3 separate regions of the Homo sapiens genome follow, and all the other regions are linked to region 1. A link is a loop called in an ENCODE intact Hi-C map of the cell type or tissue named here. Cell type or tissue: B cell. All regions are shown on one strand. Links, peaks and the distances in the headings refer to the core of each region. The heading gives the core; the rest is flanking DNA.

Region 1 (7,096 bases), core at 2,545-5,044:
CTGGCCTGGGAGGCAAAAGAGGGAAGTTCTAACCTTGGGTCCATCAAAACCTTGTCTTGTGACCTGATAAGTCCCCCTACCCATCTAGGCAACACCTTAGATTGAGGTAACTATGATGGTCTTACTGAGACCATCTACGTCTGCACTGCCCAAGCCCACAGGCTGGCTCTCCCCCAGGCCCCATTTGTGACATGCCTGACCCAGAGAAACACGATCTAATTGTGCCTAGCCAAGTGGGAAAGTACCAGGAGAGTACTGCCTCAGCCTCCTAAAACTGTGGTATGATTCAAAACCAAGTCCCCGGCCCCTCTCAAAGGAGGCACGTGGCCCCAGGAAACTGCCATTTTCTGAAAAGAGAGACCAAGCTAGGGCCCAGGGCCTGGTGCCCCCATCTCCCTTGCTGTCTCCTGACCTTTAGGCACCCCCTTCCTATGAAATGGGGAGACCTTTCCCACCCCTCCGACCTCTTCCCAAAGGGCATTGGAGAGGAGTCTTGGGAACTCCTGGGACTGACCAGTGGCAACTCCCAGGTGGTGGCATCGCACAGCAGTGAGGCTTCCCTGAAGCTCTGTTCTAGCCAGGCACAAACTGAGCAGCCACACAGGTTGTTCTGACAAGGCTATTTATAGAAGCAAGCTCAGCCCTTCCCAGATGAGGGCCTCAATCTCTCGACGACCGGGAAACACATCAACTCCTTTCCTTGGAGACAGGAAAAAGAAATTCTCTTAGGAGCTCAAGCGTGATCTCTCTTTGGGTAAGAATAAAAGCACTGTAAGAGGTCAGAATGGGGTCAGAATATGGCAGAGCTCTTTAAAACCCTTTCCAGAAGTGATCCAAGGGAGAAAAGAGAGTGGAAAAGTGTCATTGAAGGTAAAAAGGCACCTAGAAGAATGAAAGACTGAAACCTTTGGAGGACGCGTCCCCAGCTCAGCCTGCCTCACCCTCCTCAGTCCACCCCTGCACTTGCTCACCCAGCCCTGCCCCTCCCTGGAGAGTTCTGTGCTGAAGGCCAGCCTCGTGCTGAGGAACACTGTCCCTGACCTGAATATCCAGTCAAGATGCTTCCCGTAAGGATAAGAGGGGCCGTGCCCACCACCCTGAAGCATTTATCCCTGATCACCCTCTCTGGGGTTCAGTAAAAGGAGTTTCTTAGAAGGGATTCCTGTCTTCTGAGGGCTTACAGACTCCAGCAAAATGACACAGGAAGATATACAGAGGCCTCAAGATACAAGGTGGATTCAAGACACAAAGTACAGGAAGTGTTTCTGCAGGGACCAAACCAAAGGTGTATTTTCTGGAGGCAGGTGAGGAAGGAGAACTGGGGGGAAGAAGGGAGAGAGATGGCTGTTCAGGCCATGGAGCAAGCCATCCCCCACACCAACCCCATCCCAGTGTATTTTCTTATAGGATATTTCTATTCCTCCCAAGAAATATCAGAAACGGTTATCTTTTCCACTGCCAAGTAAAAGAAACCCCATCTTTGCAGTGCCTCTTCCTCACCTAATTATGCAAAAATCTCACCCTCTGAAACTGAGGGCTTGCAGCCTAGCTGGCAGTGAGAGGCAGGCACAGCACCTAAACTTTGGTTTAAAAACAGGAACCATTTCCTTCCCAGGCAGCAACAAAACACTCTAGAGAAATAGTTCAAAACCTCAACTGTATATCAGAATTACCTGGGGGGCTTTTCAAAATCCTGATGCCCAGGCTGTACCCCAGGCCATTTAAATCAGGTGCTCTGGGCATGGGAACCAGGTATCACCAGTATTTTCTAAAGCTTCCTGTGAATCCAGTGTGTAGCTAAGATTGATAACCACTGGTCTAAATACCTAGCTAGCTGGAGTATCTGTGGGGATTTGGGGGACTTATACCACGCGGCAAGAACCCCACGGGAGGGTGGGACACCTCCCCTCTGCAGCCACGGTGTTCTGCAGGAGCCCCACCTACAGCCAGGGAAAGGGACGCCTGTCCCTTTGCCCCTCACCCTCTGGAACATCCCCTGCTCTCCAGCCTCATGAGTGGTGCCCTGGAAAACAGGTGCTAGTTACAGGGGCCTATTTTAGTTGACTCCTTCAAACATAAAATCACAATCTCTTCTTTGGTTCTTGGGCCTCTTCTCACAATTGGAAGGTACAGTATATTTGCCTGACTTCAGAATCCAGGAAAGGCAGAGCCTACAGGCAAGATGAATTATTAACAAAGGAGGCCTCAGAGTCAGGCCTGGGGAAGTTTTTGGTTAATTTGAATTGGTGTAGCACTGCTGAATTAATGATGAGCCTGCCACACACCTGCGAAATATAACAGCTCACTTCTGTCTATAAACCAGCCCCTTCTAGGTAACCTCTCTAAGGACCTGGCTTGGAGCCCTCTCATCTAAGTAGCAAAACAAATAAACAAACTCAGCTTTACCTCCACTCCCACCAAGATACTGACAGACACGAGGCCTGCAGCCAACTAGGAGAGTGGCCAGGGCACCCAGGCTTGCTGGGTGTCTAGAGGCGGACACCTTTAGGAAATACAAGTCATGCCATCAGGAAACACACGCAAGCCCCTTCAGGTTACCCAAACCGACCCAGGAAGTTAAAGTGGTAGCATGACAGCAGCCTAGGCCAGAAGTTTTCGTCTGCTTCTAAAAACACCCTGGACTTCTGCAAAGTTGCTGGATTACGACTTAAGGTGGTTTCTGGCCACTTCAAATACGGAAGTCCCAACCGATGAATGTGTGTTTATGAATGTTTATCAACTGATGAATGTTTATCTTATTGTGGGATTGGGTGGCATTCAGTTTCCACCTAGAACTTCTAAGCTAGGATTTGGGGAGGGGGTGCGGTTATGAGACCGTGCACTCAGGCACAGGTGAACCTGCAGCCAATCTACCAGCCAGGGGCAGCCCCCACATTCTGGAGAGCCATTTTGAAGAGATCTGTGGATGGAACCGCTGTGAGGAGGGCTGACCAACTGAATAGTGCAGGTCCCTGAAGGGCTCCAGATACGATGCTCAGCCCTCAGGGCAACTGCCTGGCCACTTTCCTGACATGTGGCTTTGTCCCTTTGCTGGGAGCAAGGTTTCCCTTCTAGATTGACCACAGAGGTTATTTCCCCCCACGAAAGGCTCCTGCATTCCATTATTATGTTTACCTTTGAAAGATGTTTGCTCTGCGCATTTCTGAAAAAGGTAGTCTTAGCAGTGAAGAAGCAGTCTTCCAGTTCCTCGTCCAGGCTGCAGTACCCACTGCTCATGCTGCTGTCCACGGTCATCTACCCCGGAGTTCCCGGCCGAGGCCGCCAGCGCATCAAGGGGGCCGGGCTTGGGATGCGGCGGAGGGAGGTGGGCACCCCTCCCCGGGCTCCGCTTGGCGTAAGCCCCTAGCTCTGAGCCCCGAGCCGGGAGCTGGTCGGGTAGCGGACCAGGCAGAGCCGGCGGGCCGCCTGCGTTTCTTTCAGCGGGGTGCGAGCGCTCGGGCGGCCCGGTAACCTGCTCCTGTCCCCGCGCCGCCTGCGCCTGCAGAGCCCCGGGCGCCCGGCTCGCGCCTCACTCCCTGACTCGTCCGGGCTCTGCGGTTTCGTGTCCCCGGCGCCAGCGCCCTCCCTCCGCCGCCGTGCAGAGCGCCATCTCCGCACCTCCCCCGCCTCCCGCGCCTTTCCTGCCCCTCGCGTAAAGCAGTTCTGAAGCCACTTCCTCTGCAAGGTTCCTCAAAGCCGGCTCGGCTGTCACTGCGCCCCTCCCCCGCCTCCCCGCCGCCTGGGTGCCACCCGCCCCCGGTGGCAAGTGGACTCAGGGAACTGCAGGTCATATAAGGGATGCAGGGAAAGAAGGGACCAGGATGGACCCGAGGGGGAACATTCCCTCTGTTCTTTCTTCATCATGCACTTGCTTCTGGAAAGAGCCCATTCTCATCAGCCCCGGTGACTCAGGTTCCACGGAGTAAAAGGTGCTAGCTATAAGGGCAACACCATCCCTCCTCCCTTCTCCCCCATCCACTTCCTCACCCCCACCCCCTCCCTCCCCCATTCGCTGGGTGGGGGAGCCGGGTCAATCGGAATGGTTAGAGAAGAAAAAAATCAATATCTGCCCTGCCTGGGGAAACAGCAATATTTTAAGTTGGAAATGCCAGAAGAAACTGCAGGGTCACCACAAACACATGCAAATCAGATGCAGAGTTATGGCAACCTAGAGAGCAAGCTGCCTTCCCACCCATAGAACTTGGCCCTCAGGAAGCCTCAGGATACACAGGAGCCTGCAGACACTGTCCAGGTCATCTGTGTATCTTCCGGATAGTCTGAGAAAGAGGGGTCTTGGCCTGATCTTGTCATTCCTAACATTGAGAAGGGCTCATTTATATTTTCCCATCTGACTGGACAAAGGAACACATAGGGCTGAATCCTTCAAAGCAGTTAAGACAATTACCCCACAATAGATCAATAGCAGTTCTAGCTACCATTGTTTGAACAACTCTCTGTGCAAGTGATTTACGTGCACTCTATCATTGACTCATTCCAATAGCCTTGAGACAGAGACTGTGTACAGATGAGAAAAGTAAGGCTCGGAGTCACACAGGTAGAACACGTGTGCTGGGACTCAGCCCTGGTGTGTGCAGCTGCCTACGCCCCAGTCACTGTCATGTACAGACCCTCAGCAATGATGAGGCTATTTGGGTGGGCACTTTGCCATCTTTAAATACAGTGGGGGCTGGAGTCCCGGCAGGGAAACTGCCTTCAGAGGCCTGGCTTTGCTACCATGTTCATGGAGTCTGATGGCTCATGGACCCCGGAGGGCCCTGGACTGTGGCTGAGAGGGGTTATCAGGTCTCTCTCCAAATCTGTGTAGCTTTTCCTACAGTTCTGAAACAATCCAGTCCTGGGGAAACATAAGCTGGGTGGAGGACTAGACTCAGCCCCCCGGACACCAAGCTGCCAACTCCATCTTAAGCTCTGGCTACCTTCATGAGAAACCCTCTCCCTCTCCCACCTAAGCCAAATCCGTCAGTGCTCGGGAAGGTTTCAAACTGCAGCCCAATTTGGCTTCATCCTCCCACACAGTCTTCTTCCCAGAAGCCTGCGAGTGCCTGGCAGGCACAAAAACAAGAGAGCTGAGAGTCAGCACCCCAGCCGGCTGGCCGCCCTCGGTGCAGGAGAACTGTCAATACCAGTAGCTGTCTTCTCTGGCAGGCAGATAAGAGGAGGGAGACGGTCAGCACCCGGGGCTGGGGTGAGCTACCGGGTGTTTGCAGGGGAAGATCTCACATTAATGGGGGTGAAAGTAGGTTCTGGCTTTGTCTGGAGCAATCTTTTTTTCAAATTTTAGAGGCTGTTTGGGGGGTTTCCCCCAGAGAGGTGGTTTCCTGTGATCCTTGGGCCATCAATAACAGCTCACCTGCTTTGTCCAGCCAGCTAAGAAACATGCTTTTCTTCATAAAAAGAACCTCCTTGCTCAGTGGGAATCTAATACTTAAGAAAAAAAAAACAGGCCCCAGATTCTCTGTGGCCACACTGTGTCCTTGGATTCATGCCGGGAAGCTCTGCAATGCAACCTTCACATACAGCTAATAACAACCTATTCAAACACCAAGCCAAGGTACCCCAGGAGTCAGCATGAATCTCTCCTTAGAAGCAGCACACCAGATGCCAGACCTGGTTAGGAAAGTTCTCAGGGACACTGTGTTCTTTTAGGGTACTGCTCCCTGCCATTCCAAACCTTATGAAAATCTGACATCTGAATAGGGTCTTTCAAACCTTTTTAACATCCATTATTTCCCCCAGGCTACTCTTTTATCCTAAGAGCAGGTACTATGCCCATTTTATAGATAAGGAAACTGAGGGAAGTAACTTGTTCCATCACAGCTCATTACTTTCAAAGCCTCTTGACTTCTAGTTAATGTCTCTTTCCCTACCCTGTCCCAGCTGTCAGTGAATCTAGGTTGGGAAGAAAGCCATGTGTAAGAAGTCAGCAAAACAGAGACTGTGCTGGCAGGGACTTTAGGACTAGAAGAAATATACAAAGATCATATATAATATACCAAAGTTGGCCAGCCTCCAGGAGGAAAAATCCAGACTGAAGCCCCAGGGTCTCAAAGGAAGGAAGACAGGACTCCCTGAAGCATCTAATGGCCCTGTCTGAACCTCTGGACCTCTTCCCTATGAATAATCAATAATAGTGATAGCTTGGCCAGGGTAAGAGGGAGGGGGCATGGAAGAGTCTGAGCAAGAGCCTTTAAGGCCCTGAGATGTGATCGCACAAAGGATGGGAACTGGCTATTCTTGTCCCTGGACTTAGGAAGAGGAGGCTGGATCTAAAGCTGTAGCAGCCAGAGCCCTAAATCCATGGCGTCGTGCTGGGGTTCAGAAAGCCCCATTGAAATGATGAATGGGCCACTTTCCTAACTCAAAGTGTTAGATGATGAAAGACATTATTTTAAGCTTTTTTCCTTTCTCAGATACAATCCTGTCATGTGGCCAGATCCTCTTGTAAGATCCACCCTGTAGTTCTGCATGTACCAGAAAAGCTGTGATACAGGACTGGAAGTCAGGAGCTTGTATTCTAGTCCCAGCTCCAACTCCAGCTTGATATGGTATCTTGAGCAACTATGGACATCAGGTTTCCTCAACTATCCAGTTGAAGGGTAGCAGCAGTGGAGATCAGATTTAGGGCCTTATGACCTTATGATCAGATGTAGTGGCATATAGAGAGGCTGAAAACCAGGGCAAGGTGCCACCGCACCCCTGAGACATATTTTGAAATCACCGTTAGCTAGTATGTGCAGGCACTGTACTAATAATTTGTTCATAATTTCATTTAAGCCCTACAACAAACCTATGAGGAAGCTACAGTTATTATCTATATTTTACAGAAAGCAAAAGGAGGTTAAGGCAAGTGAAGTTACTTGCACATATCCACACTGTTAGTTAATGGTGGAGCCAGATATCAATTCCGCTGGGTCTGACTCCAGAACCCAAGTCCTTGAACTCTATACTCTGCGGCCTCATGGTTTACCTCTGTGATTACTCTCATAATAACCACATGCCTGAAATTATAGTCCATTACAAACAAGTTAGGAACCACTTTCTCCATCTGACTATGCCCCCGTCTTCCTTTCAGCTT
Region 2 (7,096 bases), core at 1,717-4,216, 120 kb before region 1:
TCAGCATCTGAAAAAGAAAAGAAAAAAACAACAAAATCTACTTTCGGGGCTGAGAGAGAATAAAATGAAATAGTAATTATGAGAACACATCCTAAAGCATAAACTATACATTATCATGAAATATTAAATATCACCATTATTTAGACATTGCTGGCTTGCTCCTCTGCTCTGTGCTCATGGCCTACGGATCTATTCCTGATATCAAAGCTGCTTTCCTACCTAGCTGGAGCTCCAGGGAGATGGTGAGGCCCAATGATCTAGGAATAACAGGACAACTGAATTCCCACCTGAGAGTCCTCCCGGAGCTGCAAGAGCCAAATAGGCCTAGGGGGCACACAGGGACTCTGAGGGTACATACATAGTGGATAGAGATTATATGAACTGCACACACAGCACCAGAAAACACACACATATATGAACACAACACATGAGCACAATGTGCCATGTAACAGAATAAACGCCTAGTGGATGAATAATTGAGGAGTAAGATGTGCTAAATGCAGAAGCACTGGCCAAGAGATCCTGAGTCTTAAGTTCCATTCTGATACTGACTCGCTATGTAACCTCATGAGAGCCCCTTGCTCTCTCAGTTCCTTCCTTCTCATCTGCAAAATAGTGACAATAACATCTGCCTTGCCTACTTTGTAGGGCTTGTGCAAGGATAAAATAAAAACTTTCCTACAGGAAGCAGTCCAAAGTCCTATTTGTGTAACACCAGGCTCTTAGCCATCTGTAATGAACTACTTAATAAACAGTTTTTATGGATGTGTAAAAGCGCTTTAAAACTTGAAAGTCTATGCAAATAGAAAGTACTATTTTTATCTACTATTAACATGCAAACACATATGCCATGCAATATAGTACACACAAAGACAATTTAAGGACCTCAGGTACATAGAAATGGATTAATTATAATCCTTGATTCATGACACACTCTCGTCATTGGATCATTGATCCATGCAGCTCCACTTTTATTGTTAGTTAATAATTATTTTTAATAATGCAGTAAGCACCTGTGAATCCACTACCCAAAATAAAAACTAGAACTTCGACAATAATTTACATCTAACTAGATGATTCCTCCACACACACTCCCCCAACCCCTCCATTTTCATGGCCCAAGACCCCATCATCCTGAGTCCTATGTTCACCTTTCCCTTGCTTTCCTTTTTATATAGTTTTGTTTCATGAAGGCATGTTCAAAGGTATCATAAAAGATGAAACTCAAATCACCTTAAAAGGGAGGTGGCCAAGGGTGATGTTAGCAGCAAGACCAGGTTAAAATAAGAAAATGCCTTGTCACAGTTTCAAAGTATTCCTCACCTTCTCATGATGATGGTGATGATGATGTTGATGATGATGATGATGATGACGATGACAATGTTTTTTGAGTGCTTCCTGAGTGCCCAACACTGTGCTCAACCCTCTACCTGCATTGTCTCATTTAAATCTCATGATGATCCGTGGCTGAGATTGCTAGTTGGGTGGGCTAACACCTTTTTTTCCTCTCTTTGATAGTAAAGAGCACCCCATATTTAGCTAAGCACAAGACTGCCTGGAATAAAAATTACATTTCCCACTTGAGCAGCCTCCACTATAGCCGGTTACATTCATAAGATTAAGTTATAACCAATGACTTGTAAGTGGAAGTGGTTTATGGAAAGAAGTATGTCCTTCTTCTTCTCCTTCTCTTTTTTCTTTCCTGCTGACTGGAATAAAAATTTCACAGCTGTAGCCATCTTGGATGGTGAATTGGAGGTTACAGGTTGAGGAAGACAGAACAAAAGGACAGAAAGAGTCTGTATACTGGTGAACCTGGATCCATCATATCAGCAATGAGCCACCTACCCAGACTTTTATATGAAAGAACAATAAATGGCCTTCTTGTTGAAGTGACTGATGGTCTAGGTTTTCTATCATTCACAGCCAAACCTTATCCTACTCTTACACAGCCCTATGAGGTCTGTACTGTTATCCTCACTTATCTGTTGTATAAACAAGAAAACTGAGTCCCAGAGAAATTAAATAACTTTCTCAGAGTCATTCCACTAGCGAAGGACAGGACCCAAATCTTTCTGACCCAAAGTCCATGCTCATGGTCCTTACTATAGATCCTGAGCAGACATATACTCACATATCCTTCTTAATGTCAGAAATATGATATCTGCTATTTCTGGGCAGGAATTGCCTGAAGAGGTATGGGCTATTCTTTCCATTTTAGAGCAACATAAATTTTCCACACCTCAATTTCCTTCCATCTTGGCCTAATCTGTTACAGAATATAGGTCTATGTTAATTTGCATGACTGGGTTATATGATAGGATACATTGTGACAATCTTTTTCTTCAAGATTCCCCCACACAGCCTTCACACCATCATGGAGTAAAAGTTTCCTGTTTTACTATGACGTGGCATTATGAATGAGTGACAGAGGGTGGAAATTTATGGAGGTGGATCTCTTGGAAATTTTCAGCTAACACTCTCTTGATGAGTGAGGATCATCCACAGGCTGGCGGATCTGCGCATGAACACAGATAAAGCAGCCTTTGTATCCACTGCTAGTACCGCAAACAAAATATTGCAAGAAGGAGCATGATTTACAGAAGAAGCTCTGTCCACTAAAAACCCACTCTTGGAAAGAAAAATGGCTTAGAGCCAGAGAGAAATAGTCTTCATGTCATAGGCTAGTATTTCTGTGATAAAATGAGAAATTCCCCCAAAGCAAAAGTGACAGATATATATACATAAGACTCAGTCACAAAAATTTCTGACCCAGAAAATGACCTCAAAATATTGGTCAGGATGGCCTCTATCATCCCTTCTATCTTAGCTCTTTCTGAAGGTGTTAACGGCTGCCTCACAGAAAGGAATTCTACCCATAGCAAGTGCCATTGGTAATGCCCTAGTTAAGACATCCCAGAGGGGAAAAATCCTTCCCCCACCCACGGTGCCCTTGGTGCCCTCCGTGCCCTCATCTGCACTTCATCCTTTGATAGTTTAATGCCACGGCAGGGAACAGCTGGGGCAGTGGCAAAGAATGCGAATAGAAAGAGAAAGAAGGAAGTACCCAAAGGGGAACAGAAACTTCACCTCTGCACATCAACAGACATAATATGGTCCAAAGGGACTACAAATGAGAGTAATTAGGACTACAGTATGCCTAATTCTTTTTTTTTTTTTTTTTTGAGATGGAGTCTTGCTTTGTTGCCCAGGCTGGAGTGCAATGACACGATCTTGGCTCACTGCAACCTCCGTCTCCCGAGTTCAAGCAATTCTCCTGGCTCAGCCTCCCGAGTAGCTGGGATTACAGGCAACTGCCACTACACCTGGCTAATTTTTGTATTTTTAGTAGAGACGGGGTTTCACCATGTTGATCAGGCTGTTCTCGAACTCCTGACCTCAGGTGATCCGCCCGCCTTGGTCTCCTAAAGTGCTGGGATTACAGGCGTGAGCCACCACACCTGGCCAGGATGTCTAATGCTAAATCCACAGTTTACAATGGGAAATGTAGGGAAGAGAGGCAAATATCCACCTGTATTCAAGAAGGCTTCCAAGGCTGTTGTCCTTGTATTAAAAGCATTGCCCTCCAACCTAGCTTATATCTGGCATATCAGTTGCTACTTAGATGAGTAACAGCCTGGACAATGATTGGGAAAGGAGGAGAGGAAAGGGGGAACTATCTAGGAACACAATCAAGGTGGGTCAACCAAAAGGATCATCAGGTTCTTACCTGGTGACCTGGTGATGCCTGGATTTTTCTCCCTTGCTTAAGATAAGTAAATGGAAGTGGAAGGGTAGAAAAGGTAGGGGAGAGACATACACATGTATATGTGGAATGGGTAGAGATTTCCTAAGGGTATAATGATCCATAGCTTCACATGAGAACTTAACTTTGAGGCAGTAGAGCATGGTGGAATCAAATCCTGGGTTCTAATCCCACCTCATTATTCACTACTATACTTAACTGCACTTCATTGTACTGTTTGTATAATGAAGGATGGAATAATATTCCCTAGATTAAATACAGGAGTAACATTTTCAATGGTTTCTGGCACATAGTACTTGGCCTCTATAAATGTGAGCAGTTACTATGCAGCAGGTACTTTCATACTAACCATCTCATTCAATCTTCTCAACAATGCTCTAAGTAGTAGTATTTCCGGTATTTTGATCAGTGAAAACGTGGCTCAGAAAGGTTAAATAACAGCCAGTCATCACACAACTAGATGGGGAAGATCTGTTTCCACATGTGTCAAAGCCTATGTTCCTAAATGCTCTTAAAAGTGGTCCAGCTAGCTGACACCTGCCAGGCCGACCTGGGGAAGCCATCCCAGCCTGTGTGCATGGCTCAGGAGAAGGAGACAGTCTGCAACTGCAACTTACTCAGAACTTCCAGAGACTGTCCCTACCACTAAGACAGACAGTTAAAGGCAATGAATAGAGTCATTTGAGCATTAATGGGTTTGGAATCTTAGCATTTGTAAACTTTTGAGGAAGTACCTAAATATTTGAGGTATATGTGAGATAATTTATGTAGCATACGTGTATTGTATATACATATATACACACACACTATATATACACACACTATATATATATACACACTATATATACACTTATATATATATATACACTATATATATATATATATACACACTATATTTTGTTTTGTTTTTGTTCATTCCATGACAGATCGAAGTAGGACCTAATTTTTCCTCCCACATTGCTTATGAAGTGGTGAAAACTACAACATTGTAGAGACAAAAGGGACATGTACAGATCAATCTGTCCCTTTCCTCCAAAGACCACCTCTACACCATCATATAGACAGGTAGGTGTGTGACTTTAAAAACTAGGCTCTTAACCCAGGTGCAGTGGCTCACGCCTGTAATCTCAGCACTTTGGGAGGCTGAGGCAGGTGGACCACTTGAGATCAGGAGTTTGAGGCCAGCATGGCCAACATGGCAAAAAAACTGTCTCTACAAAACATACAAAAATTAGCTGGGCGTGGTGGTGTGTGCCTGTAGTCTCAACTACTAGGGAGGCTGAGGCAGGAGAAATCACTTGAACCCAGGAGACGGAGGTTGCAGTGAGTGGAGATCACACCATTGCACTTCAGCCCTGGCGACAGAGTGAGACTCCATCTCAAAGAAAAAAAAAAGAAAAAGACAAACTAGGCTCTCAGAACTTCTGGTGCACATTTATTGTACCACGAGAGTGTACACTGGGTGCAGTGGCTCATGCCTATTATCTCAGCACTTTGGGAGGCCAAGGCAAGAGGATCACTTGAGACCAGGAGTTCAAGACCAGTCTGGGCAAAAAAGCAAGACCTTGTTTCTACAAAAAAAAAAAAAATAGCTGGGGATGGTGGCAGGAGCCTGTAGTCCCAGCTACTCAGGTGGCTGAGGTGGGAGGATTGCTTGAGCCTAAAAGGTTGAGGCTGCAGGGAATTGTGATGGCTTCATGATTGTCCCACTTAATGGACAACAGGAGCCCTCCTGACCCAGGGAGGTCAACAGGGGCAGGCCCTCTGTGCTATTTGGTTAGCCTTGTATTTGGGAGCTGACAGGGAGGGAATGGGGCAGTGCCAGCACCATGGGTACCCAAGATTCTCCTAGATGAATGCCAGACACTACTTCCATATTGTGTAATACACAGCAGGCATTGTGCATTGATCTTAGTACTTTTGTTTCTTTTTTTGAGACTGAGTCTTGCTCTGTTGCCCAGGCTGGAGTGCAGTGGCATGATCTCAGCTCACTGCAACTTCCGCCTCCCGGGTTCAAGCGATTCTCTATCTTGTGCCTCAGCCTCCCAAGTAACTGGGATTACAGGCGCATGCAACCACACCAGGCTAATTTTTGTATCTTTAGTACAGACAGGGTTTCACCACGTTGGCCAGGCTGGTCTCAAATTCCTGACCTCAAATGATCTGCCTGCCTTGGCCTCCCAAAATGCTGGGATTACAGGCATGAGACACCATGCCCAGCCACACTTTGTTTCTTTAAAAACATTTCTCTCCTTTGTATTCTAAATTCTTATACTTATAAACTGTATTGAAGTTTGCACAACACTTTCACATACATTACCAATAGCTCCCTATTGACCAGAGTCCAAAGCCTGAGAGGAATTTCTAGCCCTTAAATCTGCCTCTAGCCTTACAACTTGACACCCTCCCCTACAAACCCTATCTTCTTGCTGGTGCTAACCACCTGCTGCCTCTAAACAGGCCATGCAGTTTCTTGTCTCTCTCCGTTCCTTTTTTCGTTAAGCCTTTCTCCTATGTGGTTTTCCTCCTCCACCTGGAGAATTCTTGCCCATGCTTAGAGGCCCAGGTCAAATGTCACCATCTAGATGAGGGCTTCCTGCATATATCTCTCCCATTTATGAGCCCCAGGGCACCATGCTTAAACCTTCTCAAGGCTATCCCCATTGGAATGGCTATTACTAAAATAAAAACAAACCCAGAAAATAAGTGTTAGCTAAAATGTGGAGAAATTGGAACTCTCGTGCACTGCCAGTGAGAATGCAAAATGGTGCAGCTGTTGTGGAAATAGTATGGCAGGTCCTCAAAAAATTAAACATAGAATTACCATATGATTTAGCAATTACACTTCTGGGGATACACCAAAAAGAATGGAACAGATATATATATATATACCACTCCAGCCTAGGCGACAGAGCAAGACTCCATCTCAAAAAAAAGGAAATTCTGATACACGCCATAACATGGACTAACCTTGCAAATATTGCGCTAATAAAATAAGCCAGACACAAAAAGACAAATATTATATGATTCCACTTATCTGAGGTACCTAAGTAGTCAAATTCATAGACACAGAAAGTCAAATGTACTTCTAGGCCTGGACAGAAGCTCAGGCCCATCCTCCTCCCTCCAGGACCATCACACTCAACAACACTATCCTCCTTGTGCAAGATTCTAAGTCATTCAGATGCTCAGAAAATCTCAAACCCAAGCAGACACCTGCCCTTGTCAGCCCCTTCTAAGCCTGAAGTCTGACCCAAATGAGGCCTTTTCCACACAACTATCCCACTCTCCCTTCCACCATGAGGACAGGGGCCAGAAATTCTCTATATC
Region 3 (7,096 bases), core at 1,578-4,077, 51 kb after region 1:
TGCTGTCCAACGCTGCAGTTGGATGGGAGACGTGAGGCTGCTGCCATAGGGGAAGGGCCTTTGCTGAAAGATGCAAACCACAATCCATTTCCAGAGATGCTTGTTAGAGGCTGTGCCATTGTCTGTGCTTTGGGCTTCAGATATTTGAAATATCCATGTAAACACATGAACACATGGCTGTGGATATCCTCTGATAAACACGCAAGAGCAAATGCCGGGGTGGGGGTGGAGGGTGGACACCTATTAAAGGCATACACACCCCTAACTGTAGGAGGAGAAAAATAATAAACCCCCAAGGAGACTGAAGATTGGCTCAGAAAATCTATACACTGGGGGCCCAGTGTTTTCTGGCTTTGAGAAGCGCCTGGCTCAGGAGGTGACTGGAGGGGCCTGAGGGCTGTGGAGAGGAAGGGACCCTGTCAGGAGCTGAGTAATGTTAGAGCATGACGACTAGGGCAGGAACCCAGGAGGAGGAAGGGGAGGAGGCAGGGCACAGCCAAACATTGGAGCAGAGTCCAAAGGTTTGAGGGGCCAGAGGTGAAAGGCAGGAGGGGGCACGGGTTCAGGGTGACTTCAGGCTCTCTTCAGCCTCACAGCCTGCCTTTATCCAAAATCTAACAAGGTCTCCTCCCTGTCCCAATACGTCCCCCTGGAGGAGAGGTCTGAGCCTGTACCATGGGCGGACAAACAAGCGTTTTGTCAGTAACCCTAATAAGCAAGGGTCAAACGGTCATCTCAACAGCAGTCTCACAACCCACTCCCAAGAACTCACAACAAAACCATGAGGGTGCACAGGGAGATGACAGAGGCCGCCGAGGCCATCACCCACCCACCCCCCACAACCTGTGTGCGAGTGTGTGTGTGTGTGTGTGTGTGTGTGTGTGTGGAGGGCCAAGGCACGCACCTGTCAGGAGACAGGTATCTGTTAACTACCGCATAACCATACCTAGGTAGTGGGCAGGCACTAAAGGATACCGGGCAGGGAACTAAGGAGCGGACTGTCCCCAGGGGTTGTTATCTCCTTATGTTCGGGGCTCCCCTGGAGCCAAAGAGTGTAATGGCCCCTCTCTCCCTGCCCCAGGGCCCTCCCAGTCCTTCGCCCCCAGACTGCGGTCTCCCCGCACGCCCCTCCCCTGCCTTCACACTTACTAGTGCAGCGCAGCGCCTGCCGCAGCACCTCTCGTCCGCACAGGTCACACCAGCCGGGGCCGCCCGGCAGCACCAACTCGGCGAAGCAGTGCCCCTCGCCTCGCTCCGCCGGGACTCTGGGATCCTGCGGCTGCTCGAAGATGCTCCGCACGTCGCGGGGTCGGGGCGCTCCAGGCCGCCGCCGCAGTCTCTGCTGCAGACCAGGCCGGAGCGGGCGAGCGGGTCGGGAGGCCCGGGGCGGGGGCTCCAGGTTCCCCCGGGCAGCCCTCCGGGCGCTGCGCCCCTCGCGCGCCCCGGGCGCAGTGGAGAGGGGCGCCGGGACACAGAGGCGCGAGGACCGGTCGGGGGGCGGCGGCGGTAGCTCGGGGCCGCTCAGGCTCTGTAGATAGCGCGGCGGCTCGGGGTCCAATAGTAGCGGGTACGGGCGCTGCCCGATGGCCGGGGACGCCATGGCCATGCCCGGCTAGTGGCGGCAGCTTTGGCAGCGGCGGCTTTGGCGACTGCGCTACTCCCGAGCCAGCCCCGAGAGAAGGGGCCGCCCCACACCAGCGCGCCTTTAAAGGAACCGCAGCCTGCTGGGCGGGGCGGGGGCGGGGAGAGTCGGAGTGGCAGGAAGGACGACCCAAGAGAACCGCCGACGGACCGAAGGGGGTAGGGTCCGTGCCAGGCGACGTCTGCGCGAGTGTGGATTTGGGGGCGTCTTCACCTGGAGCAGCTGCAGGATTCCGCAGAGGAGCGCCTCTGTACAGTACAGCTCAGAGGGCGCATTTCTGCGGGGGGCCCTAGGCCTTCAGCCCTGCCTCTTTCCCTTGCCAATCACTTTCCCCAACACCAGGTTCACCCCCGACCCGCACCCTCACGCGCCCCGGGAGGGAGCAGGTCGGAGGGAAAAGCTTGGGAACTGGCTCGATGGGGTCTGAGTAGGGCCCCTCCGTCTAGGCGTCCGCTCGCCACTCTCCCGCTGATGGTGCCGACAGGAGGGCCGTGCTCCTTGGCCCTTCCTCTCTCCGGCTTGTCGCCGCCCGCCGCCCCCTCTAGAGCGGAGCTCGACGCGGGTCCGGAATGCCCCGCGCGCGCTCCCGCAGCCGCGCTTTGTCCCGTGGGTGACCGCCGGATGCCTCCAAGGGCTGGCAGAGCTGTCCGCGTGCGACTTTCGCTCTGGTTGGATTTCCCCTTCCTTCGCAGCCCTGCCGGGTAGGGTATTCCTCTTTCCTGGAAGACTGGTGGGGGGTGGAGGGGAGTTGGGGGGGCTCCATTGAGAGAACGCTCCCTCGCCCCAAGGGTTGGGGGAGCTTTTCTTCCTTAGCCAACCCTCCGTTCCCCAGAGCTGCTCTAGTAATTACTGTGGAGATACCAGTTCCCCTAAATGCCCTAAGTGGAACCTGGTATGGATGGTTCACTCATGGGACCCAAAGAGAGATCTCCTTTCTCCCGGCACTTTCCCCCGTGAAGGCTTGCTTCAAGCCTTCATGGACCCTTGTCTGGTTTAACGCTCTGCGGTCACCATCTTGAAAGTCTTACTTTTTGAACAAAGGGCCAGGCGTTTTCTTTTTGCACTGGTTCCCACAAATTATGTAGTTGTTCCTGACAGGCACCTTTGCCCATGGAAACAGGCCCATCTTATGGATAAGGAGGACTCCTGGATCTCTGAACCTGGGCCTGGGCCCTGGCCCTCTCTAGCCCCAGTATTGTTAACTGTACATTGGGCTGGAGGTGGGGAGACAGGTGGTTGTTAACGTGGCACTCTCCAGCTCCGTCATTATGACTCAGTGATCACAGCTTTCCTCTTAAAACACAGGTTCGGTTTGGTCCGTCTAGCGGTGGTCATTTTTTAGAAGAATAGTCTAAATTCTTCTGGACCTGGTCTCTCCCTTCTCTTCCCAGGCCAGAGATGGGTCTCCCCCTAGTGCTTCGTAGGGGAATCTTCACTTTTGCTTTTTGTTTTTCCCTTGGAGGTAATTTTTAGGTAATTCCTAAGATTTCCAGAGTCCAGTGGCCAGGGAATTCCCAGCCAGCTTTGCTCCATGGCTTCTCCCTCACGGTAATCATAGTCCTCTGCCTCCCAAATCTGTAGCAGAAGAGAGGTTCCTGGGGCTCTGGGGGCTCACCAGAGGCGGGAGCTCACCCTATGAGGTGGTTTCTGAGGAATGACCCATGGGACAGTCAACCCCACAGTGCTACCAAACAGAGGAGCTCCGATGAGGGGTGTAAGCCACAGGCCACCGCCTCTGCCCCACCCCTCCTCTACCTTTCCTCTTCCCTCTCCTAACCTTGCTTTTGCTACATCAGTGGTTTTCAAACCTTGGTATGCATCACAGTCATCTGGAGGGCTTGTTAAGATTATTGGGCTTCATCCCCAAAGTTTCAGAATCTATAGGTCTGGGGCTGGGGTTTGAGATGGCTCATTTTGAGCAAGTTCCCAGGTGTTGATGCTATTGATCCAGGGACCCAACTTGGAAAACCATTGCTCTAGGTCTGAGGTGGTGATTCTGAGAATGGGCTTCTCTGTTCCTTCTCCCCAGGACAAGTGTACTTCAGTGGACCTGACAGATAAAAGCCCAATGAGGGCTATTCCTGAATACTTTCTGCTGAAGGTGTAAAAGGGAAAATACAATTTGCCCTTGTGGTCTCTTATTTTAATCTCCCACTTTTTCTGCAAGCAGTTCTCTTGGGGTTGTTGCAGAAATCTGTATTCCATATAAATATTTGCTGTGTCCACACTCTGTTACCCATCTCCACACACTTGAGACTCATCCCCTTCCTGGAGTGCAGTGGGTGGGTGAGGTCCTGGGCATGGAAACAGCTTGAGCTCTGAGTGACAGCCTGGTGGGGCAAGAAGCAGCAGGGATCTGACAACAAGTGCATCCCTGGAAGATCGGCTTTGAAAAGCCATTTGTGAAATAATTGCTAACAGTCTCCATCTCTGTCCTTCCCTGCAGCCTCAAAGCATGGTTTGGGCAGCCCAGCCCAGATTTCCTGGATAGAGAGACTCATGAGGAGGAGCGTCATCTCTGGCCACGGGAAACTGAGGGCTATCTGAAACCATCAGGCATAAAACTCTTCCCCAGTTGTCTGGGCTGTACAGAAAAATGCTCTAGTTTTTGTTTTCCTCCTGCAGCTCTGATTTGGTGGAGTGGCAGTGGCTGCTCTTAGCATGAATGTGGGAGGAGATTGTGCAGGGCCAGAGCCCTATATTTGGCTTCTGGGGTGGGAAAAGAGATGAAAATGGAGATATTAATCATATAACTCCATGTAACCAATCAAAAAATTTATCATAAAGTTTATCTTAAAGTTCATCTCCTTGAGCCAAGAAATTAGAGTTGGGGCGGGCAGTTGCCCTTCTTAACCTCAATGTGAGGCTCCCTGGCTGGGGCATGTCTCCTCTGATGCCAGTTTTCCCAGCCCAGTCCCCTTCTTCCTTGAAATAGCATTTCCCCACCAACCCACGACACACACATAGACTTCTTTCTTGCTCCCATGCACACACACACACACACACACACACACACACACCCCACATGAACAGCAGAGTATTCCTTCTTCCCCAGGGAAGAAGTGCTAAAGAAACTCTAGTCTCATTATAAGCTCAGGACATTGCTGGGGTAGTGTCAGATGCCTGGACTTTAACATTTTTTTTGATCTGTCTGGTCATCCAGGCTACAAGGGTAAGACCGCAGCATCCGCTGAAACACCTCCACTGGGAGATCTTTCCCCTTGTTAGTAGATCCTCTTGGCTCAGACCCATTGACTTTTTTCTGTTTGTGACTCACTCCCAGCAGAGTGGGTGTGCTGCTTTTATTTTTGACCAAGGGGAAGGATTATGACAGTGAGTTTAGAGTGTGTGGTCAGGGTGTGAGATCACTTCAGAGGTGGTCCCAGAGCGTGCTGGTTTTCCCATTGGGTGAGTTGTTTAACTGCTGCCGCCCAGCCTCCCTCCCCAAGTTCCCTAGTAAGAAGGAAAACGGAAGGACAGAACATGGCCTGACTTCCTGAAGGGGACATTTTTGGTTTTGTTTGACTTTGAGGCGTCTGAAGTCGCCTGAAATCCCCGAAGCTTTCAGGGAACTCCCAGGGATTCTGACAGTTGCACAACTGTCTACATGGAATCACTGTAAGAGTCAGGACAAGTTAGGTTATGCTGTAGTAATAAGCTCCACAGCTGAGTGCCCTGAAATAACAGACTCCTTTCTCGCTCACATTACATGCCTTTTGCAGGTTGGCAGGTGCTCTCTTCTCATCAGACTCACCATGTCTAATATTGCCAGTCACTGTGCCAAAGGGAGATTGAGAGAGCCTGGAGGATCCCACATCAGCATTTAAAAGCTCCAGTCACTTTTGCTCACAGCTTATTGGCCAGAACTAGTCATATGACCCCACTCTACAAACAGGAGCAGATGTAAAATTCTACCTTGTGCTCAGAAGGGGAAAGGGCTGGAAATATTTGGCAATCAGCGCTAATGGCCAGTGCAATCTTCAAGGGCATAGAGCAGTTATTCATTCATTTAATGAGTAATTCTCTGATATCCACTATGTATCAAGCACTGTTCTAGGCACTAAAGGTACAACAGTGAAATGGATATGTTCATGAAGCTTGCATTTAGTGAAAGAGCCAGACAATAAACAGACACAAGAGTAATATGATATCAGGTTGTAAGCACTTTGATGAAAAATCAAGCACATTAAGGGGATGAAGGTGATAGAGGCTACTCTATTAGATTGAGTAGTCAGGAAAGACCTTTCTGAGGAGCAGACATTTAAGCAGATCTGAATGAAGCAAGCCCTTTGTCAATCTGGACAAGAGTGTCCCAGACTAAGAGAACAACAGGCACAACAGCCCCAAAAACTTTTCAAGCTTTATGAACCTGAGTTTGTTCAAAATGCCTATTCTGGGACCTGACCCTCTGATTCAGTATGTCTGGATTTTGGCCGGGATTTTGCAAGAGACTTTGATTCAGATGGCTCACAGACTACACTTTAAAAATGGGGTTACAGCAGTAAATAGTTAAAATGGTGTGACCCCCTCCACAGACATTTGGAAAAAAATGCCCTTATCTTGGTTAGCTATGAAACACAGGTCTCCAGTGCTGCTTCCTTTCCTTCTTGGGCAGCATGTTGCATGCAGAGCTCAGCTTTCCAAAGAAGTGAGTGCTGCTTGCAATGTGTGATGGGGGTCAGTAATATTTTACATTACTAGACTGAGAGCAGGGACCATGACAAAATGTTGTTGGAGGATCAAAATGTGTTTGTGAGAGAAATCCCTTGTAAAGTGCCATAAGTTACATGTATCTGCTCAAGAAACATACATTGAGCATCTATTATGCGGCAGGCACTTTTGGCTTGAATGATTTCATCTTCATGGCAACTCTGTGAAATGGCTGGCATTCCTGTTTTACAGGTGAGAAAATCAAGGCTCAGAGAAGTCATGTGACTGGCCCAAACAGGTATCACAGTCTGGACTCATATCCACTCAGATCCATGAATTTGCCTTTGTCCTGCCCAGCTGGTGTGGTAGAAAGGGCAGGGCTCAGAATCTCTGATCTCACTTTGTAGGTGCAGCTTGAAGGATCAGCAAAATCTTTCCCCAGTTTCCTCTCCCTGTGGAAACCCTGCTCCACTCCCAAGGTCTAGTCCAAACGCCAGGTCCTCCAGAGCCTTCACAGTCACCCAGACCTCACTCATGGCTCCTTCCCTGGGATCTCACAAGAAGCCCATTGTGCCTTTGAAGTTCAGATTATCCTAACATGAGTTGCAGCTCAGTTTGTACATGTTTGCCTCCCTTGCTTGGGTCTTAGTGGTCTTTCTGATCCCACTGTGCAGGGCTAACTGGAGATGCCCATTAACCTGTACCTATTCCAGGATTTTTTTTCTTAACGTCTCTTCAAGCCACGCCTCCTGCACCCAGAGATGGAGAGATGGAGGAATCGTTTGGTTTGGGGAGCATGGAGGG

Evidence for each region. Hi-C counts contacts between places; a loop is a spot of excess contacts. Peaks named below come from ENCODE experiments on the same cell type or tissue, not always from the same donor. Only the 100,000 strongest peaks of a DNase experiment are listed, where the experiment ranks them.
Region 2: it touches region 1 in a loop (2.9-fold over the local background); 13 of 110 quality-filtered maps call a loop at or near these places.
Region 3: it touches region 1 in a loop (4-fold over the local background); 52 of 110 quality-filtered maps call a loop at or near these places.

The regions. Positions count from the first base shown.
Region 1 is chr1:206,553,733-206,560,828 of GRCh38, reverse strand. The region is part of intron 2 of RASSF5 (Ras association domain family member 5); the gene reads right to left. LOC124904494 (a long non-coding RNA gene) reads right to left here and starts at 2,461. Exons shown (of 2, transcript XR_007066831.1): 1 at 515-2,461. RefSeq lists enhancers at 373-442, 2,969-3,218, 2,844-3,344 and silencers at 3,369-3,708, 3,729-3,798. In B cell, for the core only: no CTCF peak of the experiment used is centred there; DNase peaks (open chromatin) are centred at 2,638 and 3,648; H3K4me3 peaks cover 1,819 bases; H3K27ac peaks cover 2,077 bases.
Region 2 is chr1:206,675,818-206,682,913 of GRCh38, reverse strand. It overlaps LOC124904496 (a long non-coding RNA gene), which reads right to left and starts at 3,073. Exons shown (of 3, transcript XR_007066834.1): 1 at 2,327-3,073; 2 at 1,324-1,739; 3 at 1-7. LOC124904495 (a long non-coding RNA gene) reads left to right here. Exons shown (of 3, transcript XR_007066833.1): 3 at 1-774. RefSeq lists a silencer at 2,356-2,650. In B cell, for the core only: no CTCF peak of the experiment used is centred there; DNase peaks (open chromatin) are centred at 3,043 and 3,543; H3K27me3 peaks cover 399 bases.
Region 3 is chr1:206,502,113-206,509,208 of GRCh38, reverse strand. RASSF5 (Ras association domain family member 5) reads right to left here and starts at 1,678. Exons shown (of 6, transcript NM_182663.4): 1 at 1,150-1,678. The coding sequence starts at 1,606. LOC124904493 (a long non-coding RNA gene) reads left to right here and starts at 1,802. Exons shown (of 2, transcript XR_007066830.1): 1 at 1,802-2,343; 2 at 4,089-5,790. RefSeq lists silencers at 1,273-1,362, 1,403-1,762, 2,013-2,062 and enhancers at 4,660-4,709, 4,740-4,789. In B cell, for the core only: a CTCF peak has its summit at 3,014; DNase peaks (open chromatin) are centred at 1,718 and 2,198; H3K4me3 peaks cover 1,045 bases; H3K27me3 peaks cover 813 bases.